2 separate regions of the Homo sapiens genome follow, and region 2 is linked to region 1. A link is a loop called in an ENCODE intact Hi-C map of the cell type or tissue named here. Cell type or tissue: CD4-positive, alpha-beta T cell. All regions are shown on one strand. Links, peaks and the distances in the headings refer to the core of each region. The heading gives the core; the rest is flanking DNA.

What was found. Hi-C counts contacts between places; a loop is a spot of excess contacts. Peaks named below come from ENCODE experiments on the same cell type or tissue, not always from the same donor. Only the 100,000 strongest peaks of a DNase experiment are listed, where the experiment ranks them.
Region 2: a loop joins it to region 1, with 16 times the contacts of the local background. A loop is called at or near these places in 22 of 110 quality-filtered maps.

Annotation. Positions count from the first base shown.
Region 1 is chr6:52,058,933-52,067,269 of GRCh38, forward strand. It overlaps PKHD1 (PKHD1 ciliary IPT domain containing fibrocystin/polyductin), which reads right to left. Exons shown (of 67, transcript NM_138694.4): 12 at 7,044-7,145; 13 at 6,023-6,118; 14 at 3,587-3,728; 15 at 996-1,110. Among named protein-coding and RNA genes, the nearest start is that of PKHD1, 25 kb to the right of the region's middle. In CD4-positive, alpha-beta T cell, for the core only: CTCF peaks have their summits at 4,742 (motif pointing right) and 4,956; a DNase peak (open chromatin) is centred at 4,779; H3K4me3 peaks cover 514 bases; H3K27ac peaks cover 586 bases.
Region 2 is chr6:52,259,810-52,268,146 of GRCh38, forward strand. MCM3 (minichromosome maintenance complex component 3) reads right to left here. Exons shown (of 17, transcript NM_002388.6): 14 at 8,056-8,159; 15 at 6,802-6,887; 16 at 6,266-6,335; 17 at 4,206-4,977. The coding sequence ends at 4,779. Among named protein-coding and RNA genes, the nearest start is that of IL17F, 19 kb to the left of the region's middle. RefSeq lists a silencer at 4,561-4,980. In CD4-positive, alpha-beta T cell, for the core only: CTCF peaks have their summits at 4,104 (motif pointing left) and 4,306; a DNase peak (open chromatin) is centred at 4,092.

The sequences.
Region 1 (8,337 bases), core at 253-8,252:
CGAATGACTTGATCACATCAAAATCTATGACATTTCTCCAATAAACTAGCAAATCAATTTCAGACATACATAGTAATAATTTGAGGAAAATATTGTGATTCTTTGTCAATAGCATAAGTGCATTTTGGCTGCTGTTAAAGGCATCTTTTCTTATCCTTCAATGTTGTTGAGGAATTCCTACATACAGCTGCCTACATCTCCACCCAAAATTAGTGGAAAAGGCACAAGTTTTGTAGTCAGGTAAATTTGGGGTTGAATCCTCAATGTGCCTTTTGCTATCCAAGTGGATTGGGCACACAATCTTTCTTTTTTTTCTTTTTCTTTTTCTTTTTTTTTTTTTTTTTTTTTTTTGAGACAAGGTCTCACTCTGTTGCCCAGACTGGAGTGCAGTGGCAGCCACGACTGCCCAAGGCTCAGGTGATCCTCCTGCCTCAGCCCCTCAAGTAGTTGGGACTATAGGCATGCGCCACCATGCCTGGCTAATTTTTGTATTTTTAATAGAGACAGGGTTTTATCATGTTGCCCAGGCTGGTCTCAAACTCCTGGGCTCAAGTGATCTGCCTGCCTCAGCCTCCCAAAGCACTAGGATTACAGGAATGAGCCACCACACCTGGCCCACACAATCTTTCCAAGCCTCAATTTCTTCATGTGGAAAAGATACATACATATATCTTTATGTATATATGTGTATATACACACAAACACATACATAATATATATACATATATACATACATACATACATTTTGCAGAGATGCAGTGAAAACTAGAGACAAGGTCTATAAAAGATGTAGCATAATATTTGGCTTACAGTAAATGCTCAATAAATAGTACGTTCACATTCAAACAAGTTCTTTTTCAACAATTAAAGTTCCTGATCATCCAATGGCATGTTAAACTATCTGTAAAACATGAGAGCCTTAACTTTGATTCTTTCTTTCTTCATGGGTATGGGACTGGCAACAGAGAAAAGGAAAATGAGAAGACAGTGAATACCTTAGTCCTTGGTTCCTCTGACCAACTGAAATGCAAGGAAGCTTGGCTATCTGCCTGAATCCAGAAAGTGTAATTATTTGTCTCTGGAGCCACAAAGAACCCACTGAGCCGTGCTCTGTAAAGTAGAACATAGAGTCAAGCAAGAGTAACCAAGGCCTGAATCACTGAACCAACAAATGACTGCCCTTGTACTTTGTCTTCTTTTATGGTAATAAAGAAGAACAACCTGATTCTTATGCCACACAATTGTCCAGAATATTCTAGAAAGAGATATAGCACCTGCCTAGTCTCAGTAGCCCAATACATCTCTACACTGGACACAAATACCCTTGCTGTTGTGTCATGTTTGGGAAAGTTGTAGCCACAGCACACAGCTATACGGAAGCTTAGCTGACAAAACCACCTAACACAGCTATTGCAAGCCCTGGATCATGGTAGAAGCTCAATCTATAGTAAATACTATTCTTATTATTAGAAATAAAGACAGATTGCTTATGAGAATTTGCTCTGAGCTTACCAGCTACCTCAACACCTGCAGAGAGCATTTTTCTAATTAAAAATATTATGATCCACAGATAAGCGTCAATTCAAAATGTCAACAATTTCAAATTAAAACCCATCAAATGCAACTTTGAAGAAGATTACAGGCAATTTCATAAAACATTTTTTAAAAGATAATATTTTTAATATTTAAATTCCAGCAACCTAATATTATAGGCAGATATAGTTAAAGAACTGATTAGACTCTGTAAATAAATACCAAGAATATTTTCTGATAATGCTATTTTCTTAAATCTTCAGATGATCAATATAAAGATGTTTTTAAATTTTGCTTTAATGTACATACATTATCTTTATTTTTGAGATAATTTCATACCTAAAAATAGCTTCAAACATAACTACTTTAAAAGTCCACAATATAATTATATTAACTTACCAATAAATGAATATTTTAATTTTTTAATTTAAAATTTTTAGATTTTAAAGAGATTAATGAGAGAGGGAATGGAAAATTAGTTACTACCTGGCTTGTGGTTCCTCAAAATGGCAGTTAAAGGGACATACCCTGCAACACTTACTATAGAAGTCAAAATGTTCTTTTGCCTTTTGGGGTAGGCTGACTCACTCCTTAACACTCCCAAATACACCAAATGCAGCTGAAAGATTTTCCTTTGAACATTATTAAATGGTCGTTAAAAACTATGATAAATATGAATTATTAGGTGCTACAATGGACCACAAATTAACTGCCACATTTTTGTTTATTTGTTTCTTTGTTTAAAGACAGAGTCTCACTCTGTTGCCCAGGCTGGAGTGCAGTGGTGTGATCATGGCTCGCTGCAGCCCTAACTCCTGAGCTCAAACAATTCTCCACTTCAGCCTCTCAAGTAGCTACAGGTGCACACCATCACACCTGGCTAATTTTTTATTTTTTACGTTTTAGAGACAGGGCCTAGTCCCAAACTCCTAGACTCAGGCGATCCTCCTGTCTCAGCCTCCCAAGTAGATGGGATTACAGGCTCAAGCCATAGCATCCAGCCTTAACTGCCACTTTAAAACCATAAACTCATGGTTAAGTACCTAGTAAGTAAGGCTTCAGGAGACACTTTCCTGCTCACAGATTACCAACCCTACTTGGCTTATTCAATGCCTAAAAATTCTCTAAGCTTTTCTTTACACAACTGAGTTGAAATCTATTAGATTGGTGCAAAAGTAATTGCGGTTTTTGCCATTACCTTCAACGGTAAAAACCGCAATTACTTTTGCACCAACCTAATAAAATGGTAAAATATTTGGAGGAGGTCACAGACTGACTGAAATTCACACTCATGAGTCACAGTCATCCTCTCTAAGAAGGATTTCAAAGGGAAAAGAGATCCATCATTCAGTAAAGGATCCATCCTTCAACATATACACTGAGAACACACTAAGGAAACAGTGTGTCTAAGCAATTTTCAAGCTTTTATATTTTTAAGTTTACTTTAGAATACTAGAAATTTTGGCTACATCCTTGAAGGGACTAAAAAGACTAAAGGAATTACACACCATTAAACAGGAAAATTAGAATCATGATGCCATCACTACTACTGAAAACAATGTCTCACAGAACCCGCAAGAGCTTCCCCTACTATACAAGGGCCATTGGGTTGACCTTCAGCACTGGAAGGCTGTTCCTACAGCATGCTGCCTAGGCTTTGCTCCCTCATGTACCCAAAGGGCAAATTCTTGGATCTTTCTTTGGCATCAACCAGATGTTAGTTTTACCTCTTAACCAGGTACCTAAAGCATGTTTTACTCTGCTGTCTTTCCAGTCTCCTGGCCTGCTCAGCTCAATGTTCTAGTTGATAATCATCTCCAAAACAGATTGTAAACTAAGTTGTGGAAAATATACATATTACATATTGATCAAAATTTGTCCCTGCACTAGCATGACCAACACTGATTGAGAATACTGTCAAACTCTGTTGTTGTTGAATTGGCTAGTGTTATAAATTCCTGGAAATCTTGATACCTTCCTTATCTGTCTCCTAGCCTCACCTAGGTTAGCAAAGGTGCTTTTGATGTGGGCTCCCACTTTTCCTACAACATACCTGAAAGGTTGTCCTTCCTGTGACCAAAACCCAAATGGAGAACTGGCATTAGGGACAATCTGCCACCTGTACCCTGGGGTGGCTTCAGTCAGTTCCAGTCCCTCAACAGCATCTCCAACTTCAAAAAGAAGCCCTCGATTGCCTGTAAGACATGTAGATCGCATAAACATTACAGGGCGCACCTTCCCAAATTGGGGAATTACTTTATTTTAAATTACAAGGTGAAAGATGACCCAGATGCTACCTGTAAAGGTAAGTCAACCTAGAGCCAGATAGAGTAGTTATATGAAAGGTTCTGTAGTTAATATGAAATACAAATGTTCCGGAAAGTAATAAACATTCCATGGGTTAGGAGTTAGCCTTTTTTAGCAAGAGTTCCTAGAAAAGAGAATCAAGTCCTGGAGAAAATGTGAATTGAATGAGCAAACAGAAGCTGAGGCTGAGTAAAAGGAGGACAATGTGACTGTGTGCTGGTGACGTGGCTTGGCTTTGTGCTTCCCAAAGCCAGAAGTGGGCTTCAGTATCTTTTAAGTCCCAGTTCTGCTGTGAAATTCAATTCTCTAAAGTCTTTTTTCCCCATAACATTGGCAATCCTTAAGTTTCTCAAGTGTCATGGCCTCAATTTGTGGACCTGCACACAGAGCCAAATATGTGGCATGCTGCTATTATGTGACATTTTAAATGATATTGTATTAATTTATATTTTGTGTTAAGCAAACCCTGAGGCCAAAGGCACAGGTGCAATCAATATTGAATGCTAACTTGGGCTGAAGGCAAAACTCTGGAATCCCAGCTAGACGTGTAGCTTTGAGCAAATTCCTTGATGTCCTTGCATCTTCATTTTCTCATGCATCAAAATGGGACCAATAATAAAATAGCAATAATACACTAGGACCAAGGGAAAATATATACTCAAAGAGCCTGGAATACAGTAAGTGCTCAATAAAGGTAATTATGGTAATTATTATTTTAAACTAATACTGTTGTTCCTCAACAACTCCTAAAAGGGAGAGGTGGATAAGGAATAAACAGAAAAGTAAGAGCATATTTTGAAAATATTACTTTAAACCAGGGTTTCTCCACCCCAGCACTATTGATATTTTAGGCTGGGTAACTGTTGTGAGGGGGTGTCCTATGCATTGCACAATGTCTAGCAGCCTTCCCAGCCTCAGCCCACTAGATGTCAGTATCATCACCACCACCACCACTTCCGGTCTAACAGCCAAACATGTTTCTACACATTGCTACGTGTCCCCCGAGGGGCAACATTGCCCCTGGTTGAGAACAATTGGTTTCCATAGTAATTCGCCCAGCTTCTGTGGAAGAAACTTCAAAAGCCCTTCATAAAGGACAACACTAACTGTCAAACCAGCTGCATTCAGGAAATTATCCTACCACTACCCAAGTAGCTAAAGCAGGAAATACTGAAAAAGGGAGCAGACTCTCTATTTCCTGACAGGAAACACACATTATCTTGATTACTTGTTTCAGTAGTTTTGTTTCCTTGGATGGAAGCTTTCCCTGAGTAAAAACTGCAGATCTGGGAGCTGGAGAATTCTCAAGCCAAAACTTTGCATGCATTTTCACACCTGAATGCCCTTTCTTTAGAAAGGTTTCTTCCCCTGCTGGGCAACTTTCCTTGTAGGTGCTGTGCCTCTAGAGTTGACTCTCGCTGCCTGTAGTTTAACCATTAAGTCAGGCCCTTGGGCACAGATGTGCAGCCTGTGGTTCTTGGCTGAGTAACATACCAACTGCCCTTCATCCCTGACTACACTTGAGCCTTCAGTTCTAATGCTCAGCAGAAAAGTGCTCCAGTATTGTGCTCTTAATTTGCTGCTGTAGGGTGGATGCTTTAAACAGAGAAGGACAGCTGGAAGCTCCCTTGCCTCCTCCATTTCTGCCCACTTCAGGCATAACCTGGTGGCAACATCACAATATATCCCTGTTTCTCAAAGCAGCAGACAGATGCCCACAAGAGAGAAAAATTCATATTTAAATGCATCCCATTGTGCCCTACTCTCCGACCTTGTCTAATGCTGTTGTTTTGAGCATAGCAGAGCACACTCTAACGCTCCTGTCTTCTTAGCCAGTGGACGTGCAACTGACCCATTGAATGAAGGCGGGCAGTTTGGGGGTTTCTTCCAGTAGCTATAACAATATCTTGAGGGCAGTTATGCTTTCTAGACCATGGTCTCTTCTGGACGCCACTGGCCATACAGCTGGCTGGAGCTAGAAGTGCAATGTCACTAAGCACCTGAATAAAGCTAAGAGCCTTCCTGAAAGGAGAGCCTTGACAATGGTATCATGGACCCAGGGCTCACTGAGTAAGCCAGTCAAATAGATGAGAAAGAATTCAAACACTTTTATTTCTACTCGCCAGCCCATCATGATTAAAGATATTCAGAGTTTATTGAACAGCCCTGGTGGCTTCCTTACCTGGCTGAGGGGTGGTGAGCCTCACATCTTTTCCTGGAGCCCGAGTGGTGCACTCAATCTTCCTGGGAGACACGTGTCTAATATCACATGGAATGCCTAAAGCGAATTAAAGAAATTTATGTATGTGTGTGTGTGTAGGTATACATATATATGTATATGTGTGTGGGTATATGTATAATTATATATATATATATATATATATATATATATATATAGAGAGAGAGAGAGAGAGAGAGAGAGAGACAGAGAGAGAGAGAGGCAGTCGGGAGATGTGATGGCAAGACCAGACTGAAGTAGACAGGCTCCTATTCTAAGGCAAAGGGCTGGGTGTGGATGGAATAGCGAAAGTTGTCACCCCAATTGAAGGAGAAAAGAGAGAGTGCAGAGCAGCAGAGCATAGGGCAGCGTGGAGTATTCAGAAGGAAAGCCATGCAATGGAGTGCTCTTCATTGGGGACGTACTGAACCACCTAACTGAGCATGGGAGGTAAGTGTGACATGACAGTGTGAGGACACCCTTGGTGTCACCAACTACAGAGGCATCCCACCTGCTACAGGACCTGGCAAAACAAAAGGCTCTAGACAGGTCCATAAAAGGGTTTGCCAAGGTTGGGGTGCGGGGGATTTCCAGAGTAATCTGCATAGCAAATGCCCACCCACTCCTGCTTGTCTATATCAAGACAGCTAACAAGGGAGAGTGAAGAGAGGGGCTGTTTTTAGTAGAAGTAAACCTTTGTCAAGAAGGAGCTGTATTTCTTTCTTTCTCTTCACTCACAAGATAGGGGCACCTGAGGGAATTGCCTATGCATTGTGAGTGTGTCTGCAGGACATTCCATTCCTGTGACCCATGTACTGTAGGACCAAAATCCCACCTGGTCTCAACCAAACACATGACTTATCAAACATGATGAGTCAGAAGGGGCAAAGCTTGCTTCCTCCTGCATCCCTCATGCCATACAGACATATAATCTCCTAGAGCATCTAAAACTATGAACTATTTTCAGCCATTTCATCATAGTTACCTGCAATGGTAACCTGGGCAGAATTGTCAAAAAAGTCTCCTGTAATTGTGATGTTTGTTCTTCCCCCAAGGCTCCCAGTTTCTGGAAACACAGATAATATTTCTGCAAGAGTTAAAAAAAAAAAAAAGTAAGCTTCCAAATATAGACCAGAATATGACCTAGATAATAATATAATAATAGGAGATATTAATAATTTCTTACTTTAACTTTCTAAGTCCAGCAACAGTTGAATTTTTTTCTAGTAATAACTATTTAAAAATGCACATAATAAGAAAAAGACCAGAAGTATATATTATCGAGGATCAATATTTGAAAGGAAGGGGAAATGTGGAATCATTCATGGTATCAGCAAAAGCCCCTAGTACCATGACATTTTCTCAGAAAATCTGTCTCCTGACCTCAAGGACAATATTGACAAGTCAGGGAACAGTAAGTTACAACACAAGGAGGAATCAACTTTGGGTACACTGGGAAAGGCTTCAGTTCACCCATATGAATCTGTAATTTGCTCTAAGCAGAAGAATGAATTTCACTGTCTTTAGGACCCTCCCACTCTTTCCCACACTGAATGCTCCTTCCCCACATGTACCTCACACCTCATACCCAGTTCTTTCATGCTGCTCCTGATTGTTTAAAATTGCCTACAGTGACTCAGGCCTGTAATCCCAGAACTTTGGGAGGCCGAAGCGAGTGGCAGGTGGATCACCTGAGGTCAGGAGTTTGAGACCAACATGACCAATATGGTGAAACCCTGTCTCTTCTAAAAATACAAAAATTAGCCGGGTTCCGTGGTGTGCACCTGTAATCCCAGCTGCTTGGGAGGCTGAGACAGGAGAATTGCTTGAACCCAGGAGGCGGAGGTTGCACTGAGCCAAGATGGTGCCACTGCACTCCAGCCTGCGTGACAGAGCGAGACCCTGTCTCAAGAAAAAATAAAATAAAAAATTTAAAAAAAGAAATTACCTACAGTAATATGACACATAGTCCTCAGAATTTAGCTTTATCTCATTCTTTCCTCTCCTACGATCAAGCTTTGACATTTCTAAGATTCATTCCCTCCAGAGAAAAGAGGAGTTGCATTTTGTGTAAACTGAAGGTACAAAAGCTAATGATGAATGGTTACCCCTGAAAAATAGACATTTTAGGAGGTTATTTTATAATGCTTTTTGCCCATGAGACAAAGCAGAGGAGACATATGGAGGCAAAGATTGATCCCTTACACTCAGATACCAAAATTCACCACTAAACCATAATAACCCCCTGCTTTTAACCCACTATTTTATAATTTCTTTTT
Region 2 (8,337 bases), core at 12-8,011, 200 kb after region 1:
GGAGTTAAAATTAATTTTGTTCTAAAGTGTTTCTAGGATGGCCAGGTGCAGCAGCTCATGCCTGTAATCCCAGCACTTTGGGAGGCCAAGGCGAGCGGATCACCTGAGGTCAGGAGCTCGGGACCAGCCTGGCCAACATGGTGAAACCCCCATCTCTACTAAAAATACAAAAAGTAGCCAGACATGCTGGCAAGCGCCTGTAATCCCAGTTACTTGGGAGGCTGAGGCAGGAGAATCAGTTGAACCCAAGAGCCAAGATCATGCCACTACACTCCAGCCTGGGAGACAAAGTGAGACTGTGTCAAAAAAAAAAAAAAAAAGTGTTTCTAGAAATTCAATAAAATCTCTTGAAATAGCTGGCAACATCCTGGGACACTATCCACAAAATAAGGAAGCATAGAAATCACTGTCCCTAAAAGGCATATTTAACATGGTGACCAACAACTCATTCTGACCTGCCTCTCCAAGCAGTCCAACCCAGGTTTTATCAAGTGGTGCCAGTGCTAACGTCTTGTGGGTGGAACTGGCACTGAATGTAAAGAAAATCATAGCCAGGCATGGTGGCTCATGCCTATAATCCCAACACTTTGGGAGGCTGAGGCGGGAAGCTCACTTGAGCTCAGGAGTTCGAGACCAGCCTGGGCAACATCAACACCGTCCTTACAAAAAATGTAAAAATTAGCTGGGCAGAGTGATGTGCACCTGTGGTCCCAGCCACTCAGGAGGCTCAAGAAGGAAGATCACTTGAGCCCAGGAGGTTGAGGCTGCAGTGAGCCATGTTTGTACCACTGCACTCCAGCTTGGGCTACAGAGCAAGACTCTATCTCAATTTCAAAAAGAAAGAAAGAAAATCACATTCATTACCAGAAGGGACCTCAGAAATCACGTAGTTCAACCACCTCCTTTTCCAGATGTAGAAACCATGCACTTTCCTCTAAGTGGCCAGCCTAGCTTGGCATGTTAACTCTGGTACCTAGTGTCAGAAAAGGAACTCAGATGCACATGCCTTTGCTTACCAGTGCAGGGCTCATGTCACCCTGCCAACCTTTTGGCTCTCAGGTGAGAGTTCCTATGCAACCAGAGTTTAACGCTCCACCCTCCCCACTTCCCTACATGTACAGCAGACATGGCGTTACCTGGCTCTTGAGAAGTGGGGAAAGGAAAGGATGGCAAGGAAGGGAAAGAGCTTGCACAGAGCTTGTTAGGGCTGAGCACCTGAGGCAGCCAGCACACAGGTGACTCTTGTGCTTGCCATATTCTACTGACCAAACCCTCCAGGCAGAGCTCACTTCACAAGCTCAGAATCATTAGGACAACTGGTGTAGTCTGAAATCTCCTCAGGAGACATGAGAAAGAGAGGGCTGGCAGATTCACTCGTTTCTGTGAACCTTTCTCCTCTTTATCCCCCTTGATGTTTTCCTACCACCCGGCCCTGTTGTGAGGTAACACTGTCCTCAGGAGAAAGCTGAAAAATGCATTGCCGAGCTAGCGCCGAGAGGGTCCTCTCTGGGGGAAGTGCTTGCCTCAGAGCCACACTGACCGGAATGTGGGAACCATCAGAGAGTGGAAAGGCAGGGAAGAGATGAGAGTTCAGGAATGCAGCCAGGGTGAAATCATTGTAAATGGTTTTGATTAAAGGATCATGTTTCATAAACATTTGTCAAAATGAATCACTTTGTTTTAATGGGCCCTCGAACTTGCAGTAATCAAAACCACTGCCATGAAGTAGTAATACACCAGGTGGGAACCTGCCATCTGCTTTCCCAATTATGTTTCACAAGCATCCTACAAGGCAGGAATCATCCCCATTTTACAGCTGAAATAAAGAGTAGCATAAAACTTACCTGAAGTTATTCGGTAAATGGCGGAGAAGAGATTCAATTTCAACAATCCTTACCAAATTGTCCTTTTTGAAAACCACCCTTTCATTTTGCCACTTCATTTATCCAGGGGAGTTAAGGAATAAGGTGCCATTTTTCAAGATACAAAAACTTACTTCTCTAAGCTCCCCAAATTATTTTAACTACAGTATTTCAGACCACAAACCTAAATGTAAACAGACTTCTCTTTTGGAATGAGGCACGCAGATAATTTAGCAGTTTTCTCTGGTGAATCTGGGTCACCACTGCAATCTCTGCAGGGTGGCAACAGCGATACCCTCAGGGGTGACTGGACTTGAGACATGTCAGCCCACTTGAGCAGCCTCTTTCAGGTCCCCACAGTAGGTCCTGCAGTGGATCACCTGTCAACAAGCAAGAACCTATCCTGGAAAAGCTTACCAGCTCTTTTCTGTTCTTGTAAGCTGGGAACTACATAAACAAGTTTCTTAAAACTCAATGTAAAGGTTGAATCATGCTATTTTAATACAATTAGTATCTATTGTGGCTGCTATAGTCTTCTACCTACTATTCTTTTGACTAGCTTGAAGAGTGATGAAATGGTCAGCAAAGTCAACCTGATATTACAGCTATTATCACAATGGTAGGTGCACATATCCCCCCACTCTGTGCCTCAGTTTCCTCAGAGGTGAAGGACAGACTAAGAGTCCCATTGACAGAATGTTTGCCTTTCTAGAACAAATCACTTGAGGAGATCCCTAAGAACTCCTAGAACTGTTCTTCATAGCTGTACCCCATCAGTAGCACCTGACATCCTCATGGTCCTCCCTGGATTCCTATATCTCTGTGTGTGCCCTCATTTGGTATATAATCATACTTAATTTTTTTTTAATAAAGACAGGGTCTCGCCATGTTGCCCAGGCTGGCCTTAAACTCCTGGACTCAAGCAATCCGCCTGCCTCAGCCTCCCAAAGTGCTGAGATTACAGGCATGAGCCACCGTGCCCAGCTGTACACTTTATATTTTGAAATTTTCACCAACATATTGACATATCCCCAGCCTAGAAGCCTCAGAGCAGAAAGCGCCACTTTTGCACCCACTGCTATACCTAGCACAACTTCTGACTTATTGCCAATGCTCAACAAATGGCAAATTCTTCCTTCTGGTACCACTGCACTCTCTTTTGAAACTGTGCTCTCTAGACCACTTCCAGTAGGACTTAGATCTCGCTCGCATCAGTGAGGGGGAAAAAAAAATCCCAGATAAAACAGAATTCCCCAATAATTTTGTACTACTCCCTTTAAGAAAAAAATCCCTTTGTCCTAACGAACCAAAGAATATCTCCTGCTTTGTGGTAAAGGATCACCCCTCAGCAAAAATGGAAAAGAAAATACCTCAGCAATCTTACAGCCAAGAACTGGCACAACTTCAGAGCCACATCTGCCACCAGAAAGCAGCTTCCGGTCCATGTGACCGAGGCCCCCCATAAAGTCACATGATTCTTCTAAGTAACTTGAAAAATTCTTCAGAAGCTATTCAAACCATATAACGGTAGGACAGAAGTCCCGCCCTGGCCCCATCACAAGCTTCTGTGCAAACAGGCTAACCAACCCCAAAGAGTGGACACCCAGGTAGTTTCAAAAGCATCCTGTAGGCTGGGCACAGTGGCTCACACCTATAATCTCACAGTTTAGGAGGCCGAGATGGGAGAATCACTTGAGTCCAGGAGTTCAAGGCCAGCCTGGGCAACAGACAGACCTCATCTCTACTAAAAATTAAAAATAAAAACTTAGCGGGGCATGATGGCACGTGTCTGTGGTCTCAGCTACTAGGGAGGCTGAGGCAGGAGGATCACTTGAGCCCAGGAGGTCAAGGCTGTCATCAGCTGTGATTGTACCACTGCACTCTAGTCTGGGCACAAAGCGAGACCCTGTCTCAAAAAAAAAAAAAAAAAAAAAAAAAAAGATACTGTAACAAGATCTCATTATGGGCAAGAACTCCCAGGATTTTGAGGTGTCTGACGTATCGGGTATTCTATCTTTATGAAGGATAAGTTTAGATTCAGGCAAAAAGCGCCAGGCAGAGGGGCAATTCTTCTCCTGAACTTTTACTCACTAGCCTCCCGTGGCCATTTAGCTATTTTAAATTGGCAGGGTTTGGTCTATACTATCAATTTTGACTGATAAACGCTGGTGCTGCTGAAGAAGAAAACTGCCTCTAGAGAAGACATGACCCCCAGAGATCACAGCAGGCTGCTGCCACCTTGTGGTAGTTTGCTGCAAATGCGGGAGCAGCAAACCCTGCACGATTGCTCTCAAGGAAAACAATTCAATGTTATGTATAAAAAACACACTATGACTATTAAGACCATGTGTACGAAATGGCTAAGTTTATTCAACATCTCGGATATTCATCTGGATATTGGGTTTGTTTTGTGATACAATACATATTCACCTTAACTGGTGCTACTGCAAAGAAAGCTTTCTTGACCTGCATGACGTGCCTCAGAGCTTCTCTCCACCAATTGGAACCACCCAAAGCCTAGTCTAGACCAAAGTGCTCTGGAGAAAAAAAACAAAACAAAAAAACAGCAAACAGAAAACAGTTGTGCCCCCAAAAGTACTCAGAAGTCATATGTTATTTACAATTGGGTTTGTGTGGGATGGGAAGTAGGGCGGATGAGCCAGTGCTTTTGCAATGAAGATGCAATAGTCATTGTCCTCTCCCACTGTCTCCTCTTTCCTCACCCCATGGCAGCTTTCATGACCCATTCCCAAAGGGTCCACCGAGTCCTGAACTCAGCTTCATCACCAACATTCCTCGCCTTCAGTTGAATTCAACACTGTTAAGGGAGTAGAGGCAAAGACTTGGGTCAGGGAGAGGGTGGGAAACACAGAACAAACTCTCTCGGCACAACCCAAGTTCAGAGACGAGGCCTCCTCAGATGAGGAAGATGATGCCCTCAGACACCATGACCTGATTGTCATCCTGCATCTTGCTCAGAGCAGCCTGGATCTCAACTGAAGAGAAGGGCTCTTCGCTGTCCCGGTTGATGGATTCTGTGAGGCGATTCATGCCGATTGACTGCGCATGAGCTTCCCGGAACACATCCAAGAGGGCCACCTTGAATGCCTTCAACCTGCCCCAGACAGAAGAAAGGGGGAAGAGGAGTAAACAAACCCAAATGCTCTCAGGAAACAGCTATACTAGGAAAATCCATAGTATTAATACAGTAGAGGCGTCCCCTCAATATTCTTTCTCACACACACATCTGCCTCTGATGGCAGTGCTACCCTTGAGGAGCCCCCTTTAAAGCTAAACTATTGTACTAGCGTGTGGGAAATTGGCATTCCCATTCACTGTAAAATAGTAACCCGGTCAGCGTCAATGCGGGACAATTTAACAGCACTTACTAAACCCTTAAAAGCGTATATCCTTTGGCCCAGGGAGCCCATTTCTAGGAACTCACCTTATAGCTATACTTGCATGAGTGCACACTGATAAATTTAATACTGTTTTACTGTAAACAGGGAACAACCCAAATGTCTATCATCAGAGAATTTCATTAAATTTTTACCCATCCATACCATGGAAACCCTGCAGTCATTAAAAAGAATGAGATCAAACAAGCACAGTGGCTTATGCCTGTAATCCCAGCCTTTTGGGAGGCTCAGGTAGAAGGACTGCTTGAGGCCAGGAGTCCAAGACCAGCCTGGGCAACATGGTGAGATCCCGTCTCTACAAAAAGTAAAAAATAAACACTGTAAAAAAGTAAAAAATAAACACTGCACTCCGGTCTCAAAAAAAAAAGTGAGATCTATACGAGCTGATTCAAGCATTTTAAGATACAGTTGATGGTTGTCCTTGAGGGATAGAGTTACAATTGATTTTAATTTTTTTTCTAAATACTTTTCAATGTGTTTCAAATTTTTTTCAGTAAATACACTGTATTATGTGTTTAAAGTATAAAAAGAAAAAACGTAAAACTTGGCTATGGAGTTTCTTGGTGTCCAGTAAACAAAATTCATAGATAAAAATGTTTCCTAAAACCCTGGTGGTAAAAATTCTTCATTTCAAAAACAAATGGCCAAAATGTATCTATCCCACCAAGAAGAATCTGAGGTTACAGTAAGACATTAAGTTTTATCCTTATTGTAAAACTCTTCTCTCTCAGAAAGAGAGAATTATTAATTTAAACAACTGAAGATTCTGGGTAAAGGACATCCAGAAGTTCTTCATGCTTTTCTCATAACTTTTCAGTAAGTTTGAAATTAAATGAGAATATAAAATGTTAAAAGCTGCAGGCCTCTAGTTTTGAGTTCTATTGATGACCAGCAGTTTGTTTCCCACCCTCTCCAAGGGAACAAAGTCCCTTCCTCAGCGATACACAGAATTCTTGAAGGGGCAGGAGCAACATCCGTACTCACCTGGATTCACTCAACTCCACTTTCTGGGATTCCTTGGTCTCCTGTGAGTCTGCCGTCTTTGGAGTGTGTACTTCAGAGGGTTGATGGTTGTAGAGATGGGGAAGATAAGCAAGGTGAAGCCATTTCCACAAACACTAGAGAAATCATCTCCACTCCCAATCTCTCACTCAGCCTGCTGAACACTCCTATTTCCTAGGGTTCTTATGGGGCCAGGCAGAACAATTAGGATATAGGGAAATCTTCATTGGATGATGAAGGAATTTAGTCAGGCAGGAGACCCTCAATGTATATATTATCTGAAATGCTTATACCAGGTGAAACAGCACAGCACAGTTCATCAAGGAGGTGTATATAATATAGCAAAGCTTTTTCCAAAGTTTCCCCTGAAGCTCTCTTGGGACAAACCTCTTGGACATAGGCCCCAAGCAGGGAGCCAAACAAACAGGAGTCCACAAGAAAATAAAGTGCACAGAGCAACTGGAAAAGTCCAAGAGTCACAGGAACAACCTCTTTCATCAGTAAGTGGGCTCACTCACCTTGAGGCATTTCCTCCTCTGTGTCACTGAAGTCATAGGGGTCGTATGAATCCCCATCTTTGGCATCTGGCTGGCGAGTCTTCCTTCTAAAATACCCACAGCAGTTAAGAGAGAGAAAGAGTTTGGAGACAGAAAGGCAAGGAAGCCCCATCACGTGCCTCTAACTACGGAGAAAAGGAAACAGAACCACTAAGTCAAAGTGAAGCACTAGGCTTAGGCCTTTGCAAACTGCTGCTTGTTCCAAACGAGACCAAGTCCCCAGACTAGAACACAAACAGGCGCTGCTTCCCAACGCTCTTTTCCACATCACTCACCCTTATAAATTCAACTATAAGCATGAAGGTTTTTCCCTTAGAATTTTGAAGTATATATTCAAAACCCTCAGTGGTTGGGTTGCTGTTCCTACTATTTAGCATTTCTTCAGTAGAGGGGTCAAAAGCACACAAGAAGGACTCGCTCTCCTTCTCTTTTACCCAGGGTATCTTCTTTTTTTTTTTTTTTTGAGACGGACGGAGTCTCACTCTGTCACCCAGGCTGGAGTGCAGTGGTGTGATCTCCACTCACTGCAAGCTCTGCCTCCTGGGTTCACGCCATTCTCCTGCCTCAGCCTCCCAAGTAGCTGGGACTACAGGTGCCTGCCACCACGCCAGCCTAATTTTTTGTATTTTTAGTAGAGACAGGGTTTCACTGTTAGCCAGGATGGTCTTGATCTCCTGACCTCGTGATCCGCCTGCCTCGGCCTCCCAAAGTGCTGGGATTACAGGCGTGAGCCACCGCGCCCAGCCTACCCAGGTTATCTTCATCCTCAAACCCCGCAGGTCTAGGAACACTCTCCATGAACAACCTGACATCAATAAGCAGCGCTGGTTCCACCTTCTACCCTCTACTTCTCTCCCCAGTCCCACTGGAACTTACTACTTTTTTTTTTTTTTTTTGAGATGGGATCTCTCTCTGTCGCCCAGGCTGGAGTGCAGTGGCACGATCCTGGTTCACTGCAACCTCTGCCTCCCAGGCTCAAGCAATCCTCCGACCCCAGCCTACCGAGCAGCTGGGACCACAAGTGTCCGCCACCACGCCCAGCTAATTTTTCTATTTTTTGTAGAGACAGTTTTGCCATATTTCCCAGGCTGGTCTCAAACTCCTGGACTCAAGTGACCCACCCGCCTCGGCCTCCCAAATTGCTAAGATTACAGGCGTGCACCCCCAACTTCTTGGCCACTAACTTTTTAATCTCATTTGCTTGCCCCACCTTACCTCTTCCTCTTCTGCTCCTGGTCCTCTTGGCTTTTCTCCTCTTCATCTTCTGTCTCTGATTCATCCTCACTTCGCTTCTTACGTTTCTTCTCCTTCTCCAGAACCTAAGACCAAGGCAAGTGTGGCTGGGCTAGAGGGGTCACTGATGCAGGGGAACTGCATCAAGAACTCCCAGTCCCTTCTGCATCATAAGCAGGAAAGACTTCCATGTTTCCAATGGTTTACCTAGCTCCTCTTGTCCCTAAGTCCCAGGACCAGGGGCAGAAGTAGAGACTGCTACCC